Regions from separate parts of the Mus musculus genome. Here region 2 is linked to region 1. A link is a loop called in an ENCODE intact Hi-C map of the cell type or tissue named here. Cell type or tissue: heart. All regions are shown on one strand.

Evidence for each region. A loop is a pair of places that touch in the nucleus more often than their neighbours do. Peaks named below come from ENCODE experiments on the same cell type or tissue, not always from the same donor. Only the 100,000 strongest peaks of a DNase experiment are listed, where the experiment ranks them.
Region 2: a loop joins it to region 1, with 9 times the contacts of the local background. A loop is called at or near these places in 11 of 42 quality-filtered maps.

The regions. Positions count from the first base shown.
Region 1 is chr17:46,510,235-46,512,734 of GRCm38, forward strand. It overlaps Cul9 (cullin 9), which reads right to left. Exons shown (of 41, transcript NM_001081335.2): 27 at 1,205-1,350; 28 at 967-1,096; 29 at 617-816. Among named protein-coding and RNA genes, the nearest start is that of Dnph1, 15 kb to the left of the region's middle. In heart, a CTCF peak has its summit at 1,091 (motif pointing left); no DNase peak of the experiment used is centred here.
Region 2 is chr17:46,435,867-46,438,366 of GRCm38, forward strand. Slc22a7 (solute carrier family 22 (organic anion transporter), member 7) reads right to left here. Exons shown (of 10, transcript NM_144856.2): 1 at 2,131-2,500; 2 at 1,457-1,560; 3 at 1,213-1,367; 4 at 943-1,111. Gm36541 (a long non-coding RNA gene) reads left to right here and starts at 1,185. Exons shown (of 3, transcript XR_385613.3): 1 at 1,185-1,576; 2 at 1,793-1,829; 3 at 1,913-2,214. In heart, a CTCF peak has its summit at 1,045 (motif pointing right); no DNase peak of the experiment used is centred here; H3K4me3 peaks cover 357 bases; H3K27me3 peaks cover 2,264 bases.

The sequences.
Region 1 (2,500 bases):
AATTTTATCTGTATTATTGTTGAGGATCAAATTACTCAGACACGTGGTAAGCACTCACATCACCAATATACAGCCCAGACTGGGAGTGGGGGCACGGGACTGCAGAGATGGCTAGATAAAGTGATTGTTCACAGGTGGGACCTGAGTTCGACTCCCTGGATTCTGTACAAAGTTAGGCAAGAGTAGGTGCGCTGACGGAGAGAAGAGAGGCGGAGACAGGAGAATTTCCACAAGTTCATGAGCCAGCAAGCTCTCACCCACGGCACAAACAAAAGACCTCACGTCACGAAAGGTTGGGAAGGAGAGGACAGGCACCCAAGGTTGTCCTCTGTCCTGCACTTGTACACACACACAGACACACAGATACAAACACACACATACACAGACACACACACAGACACACAGACACACACACACACACACACACACACACACACACACGTGTGCACACACACATCATATACACATAACAAGAAAAAAACAGATGGAAAGTGACCTAGAGAATATTTCGTACTGGAAGAGCCTAACTTCTCCTGAGATGACCCACGCGTGACTCCCTTCCTCCCCGTAGGGCATGCTCCCTTCCTCTCCCTAGGGCATGCTCCTTTCTGCCTACCAGACAAACCAGCTGATCGATGTGCAGGCCTTTCTCCCTGTGGGCTTTGAGGATCCGGACAAGAAGGCAGCTCAAGAGGTTCCTCTTCTGTTCCAAGGTCCGGCCCTCATCCTTTTCTACACTGAGATACGTCTGGGGAGGTATCAGCCACAGGACCTCTTCATGGGTCTGGGACCTAGGCTCACGAAGCCGCAGCACCCCTGGAATCCAGTCCCGATTAGGTACCCAAGGACAGGGAGGGGACACGTGAATGAAGACTCTACTATGCTCGCATTTTCTGGTATAGTCTCCCCCACCCTCTGGGCCTCCCAGCATACCACAGAGGTTCAGCAGAGACCCTGATTACTTACCGCCCTGTGGATAGTCCTGAGTCTCCTCCAGTGTTAAAGGACCATTGTCAGAGGTGAGGGGCAGAAGGGCCTGGTGCAGGAGCTCTGGGGAGAGGTCAGAATTCCTCAACAAGGTCTCTACTGACACCTCCTGGTAAGGAGAAACAGTGCTCGTCAGACATGAAGCAAAGAAGGAGAGAGCAGAGGCAGGCAGAAGAGGAGCCTGGGGGGGGTGCCGGGGGCGACACAAAAGAGGCACCTCTGATTGGTTAAAATTCAGCAGCAGCCACATCTGTACAGTGGACACGTGCAGGGTCTGGTCCCCAAACTGCAGCTCAGCCCGGCCCAGCCATGTCCACTGAAGTCGCCGGTGTGGTCCTATGTCCAAGACTGGGCAGTTCTGACCTAGGGAAGTGTCAAGGAGATGGGGTACAGTCAAGGAGGAGGGGAGTAAAGGGTAGCAGTGTAAGAAAAATACAAACAGTATTTTCATGTTTGTGAGTTGTAATGATACTGGTATATATTTTAAAAACCTCACCGACTATCTTTGGAGTATTCTAACGAATCAATTCAGAACTTTAAAAACAAACAAACAAACAAAAATAGCTGTCAGGTGTGGTAGTAAATGCCTTTAGTCCCAGCACTTAGGAGGCAGAGTCATGAGTCTCTCTGTGAGTTCAAAGCTAGCCTGGTCTATACAGAGCGACCCAGGCTAGCCAGGGCTACATAGTTAAAAAAAAAAAAAATCAAAAGATATCCAAAACAAAAACATATCTAGAGGGGAAAGGGCAGATTCAGTCATTCCTGTAAAAATTACTTCAAAAGAGCTAAGCAGCTGGTGAGAAGCCTCTCTCTATAGAGGAAGCATCCCGCTAACACATGAAGACACAATGACACATTAGTCTCACTATTTCCTATGTGCTAATGAAGTGGGAGGCATGAGGAGCTTGAGATGGCACTTGGATGGTGCTCAGTTGGTAGAGTGCCGACCCTGGTATACACAGGACCCTGGGTCCTGTCCCTATACCACATTCATCAAGTGTGGTTCCAATGCCTGCAACCCTAACTCAATGAGATCAGAGTTGAAGGTCAGTCTCGGTAACATAGTGAATTTAAGCTCAGCCTAAGCTACAAGGAACCAAAACCCCCAACACCAAACAAAAGCGGATTGTGCTGAAGAGCTTGGTGATCCACTGGTCTCTCAAACCAGAATCCAAGGAAGCCTGCAGCCCCATTTCCTACCCAAATAACTGTTGAGAGAGGGACAGGGGGACCCAGCCTGATGGAGTCACTAGCACTAACCACCAGATGCACCCTGCTGTGGGCCTTGTTTTGGATCCCTATTAAGCAAAGCACACAAGAAGAAGACAGAAAATCAGGACAACCAGGGAAATACAAAAAGTGTATAGCAGATGATGCTGGGAGGGAAGGCCTGTAACTCCTACAGCATCTGATAGGGGTGATGCAGTGACCTTTGGAAAACCCGTCGCTTTTAGATATGGGGTAGGAGAATGTGGCACTGGGCCATGGGCTGATATGCTGGAGTTTATTCTGT
Region 2 (2,500 bases), 74 kb before region 1:
CTTCCTATTGCCACCTCTGAAGGAGCTCTACGTGCACATCTCTGTGCTGTACTTCTGTATAGGGGCCTGTATAGGGTCCTAATGTTTGGATGGCAAGTATTTTATCAACTGAGATATCTTCCAAGATGTCCATAGTTTTTCTTTTATTTTCTTTCCTCTTTTTTTTTTCCAGGCAGGAACTTACATAACCCAGACTGCCTTTAAATTTCATTGTGTAGCTGAGCATGACCTAGAACTTCTGACTGTTATGCCTCTGCCTCCTGAGTATTGTGGATAGAGGTATGCACCATCGCCACTGTCTACTAAGTACTGGAGATAAACCCAGGGCTTTGTGTATGGCAGGCAAGCACCAACTGAACCAATCCCCAGCCTGTCTCTTGGTCTTCTTGTTCTTTGTTTGTTTGTTTCTATTATTTTTAGTTGTGTGGGTGTGGGTTTGGATGTATGTATCTGTGTTCGGGTGTGTCTGTGTGTGTCTGTGTATCTGCCTGTGTGTGTTTCTCTGTCTGGGTGTTTAGATGTATGTATCAATGTTTGGGTGTGTCTGTTTCTATGTCTGTGTCTGTGCCTAGGTGTATATCAGTGTCTGTGTATGTGCCTATGTCTGTGTGTCTTTGAGTATGCCTATGAGTATATGAGTGTGTGTGTGTGTGTGTGTGTGTGTTTGGGTGTATGTATCTGTGTTTGGGTGTGTCTGTGTCTATGTGTGTGTCTCTGTCTATGCCTATGTGTGTTATCTGTGTCTGTGTCTCTGTGTGTCTTTGAGTATGAGTGTGCGTATGTATGTGTGGCCCACAGGAGCTAGAGGTGTCTGATCTCTGAGAGCTGGACTTACATATCTCCTCCAGAAGAGCAGCGTATGCTAACAGCTGAGCCGTCTCTCCAGCCCCCACTTTTGCATCTTAGTCTCTAACTAACCGCACAGCTGCTCGCCATTCTCACCAGATGCTAATGATGCCCGGAACACATGGCAGAGTGGCAGCTAGCAGAAGCCACCGCCAGCTCCGTATCAGGTACCCAACCAGGGTCAGCAGCAGCACCCCTCCTGTCCAGAAGGTGGTGCTGATGACCCCAGCCACAGTGCGGTGCTCCACATCCAGCCACTCTAACTCTGGGGACAGAGAGACCATTAGCAGGGGCCAAATGGACCCATCTTCCTCCACCCCCCCACCCCACCCCACCCCCGCAGCCTCCCTCCAGGCCTCGCCTCACCCAACGGAAGTACAATGATGGTAAAACCAGCCAGGGCTGAGCCGGTGAGCATGCGGGTGGTGACAAACATGATGTAGTTGACCGAGGCTGCAGACATCAGGCCCAGCGCCAGGGTGCTCACGTAGGCCACCAGCAGAAGCCGGCGCCGGCCAAACCTGCCAAGGGCCATGCGAGGTCAGGTCCCCACAGGGATGCCCAGATACAGGTGATGAGGCCTGTCCCCAACACCGGTCCCTTATTTCACCTGTCAGACAAGTATCCGTACACCACAGCCCCCAGCAGCACGCCGATGAAGAAGCACGTGGATGTAACTTTGTTCAGGCCTCTCTGCTGACACACCAGATCCCACTGCAGAGACAGGCGGGTAAGTTGTCGGATCTGTAAGAGCCCCTCTCCAGCCACGATGTCCCTCCTCTCCAGACTCCCAGGCAGCCCTGACCGTTTCAGAAGATTCCCCCATCCCTAGCTATCAACCTCAGCACTAGAAAGGGAAGACTTTGCCTCTCCCTAGTCCTAGAGCTCAGTGCTTTCCCACAGAGGTCCATCACGGCCACCAAGGAATCCTGTTGTCTCTCCGCAGGGAGACTCCACCCACCCTTCCTCTCGGGATGACTCAGGTAAATCTCAGACCTGGGACAGGAATGAGGCAGAGGGGAGAAAAGGATGGAGGCTTCCACAGTTTCTCTATCTTTTACTACAGAGATGTCCTTTTCAGCCTCTGTTCCAACTCCCTGGAGCTGCCTTAGCCCTTGGGTAAATTATAGTAAACGAACTGAACCCAGCTTTAAAGCTACAGGCTGGTCTCCACACGGGAATGAAAGTCCTTAGAGTGCAAGAAGGTTCTCTCCGGTCCCCTGCCCCCAAGGTAATGGCTGGCTCAACCCACTCACATATCCCGCACCCTCTGGGCTTGGGTACCTCAGTTGCAATGGTGGAAGAGAATTCTGAGCGGTCGTACTCCCAGCCCTGGGAGCAGGGCACTGTGAGGGGCTCACCCTCAGGCTCCCCAGAGTTGTACACCTCTGTTCCCAAGGTGACATTGGGAAGAGCCTGGGGATAGGCAAAGCGGAGGCAGGAACTAAAGCTGCCGTCAGTCTCCCGGGGTAGATGGGTTTTCAGCCACAAGTCCTGGTGACTGAGGTTGGCTGGGGCATCAGGCAGGGCACAATGATGGGCAGGCACAGCAGCCATGAAGATGGGCAGGAGAAAATGCATCGGGAGCAGGAATCGGGGCAGGGCCAGCAGCACCAGATTCCGCAGTTGGAAAGGCCCAAAGCCACCCACCTTG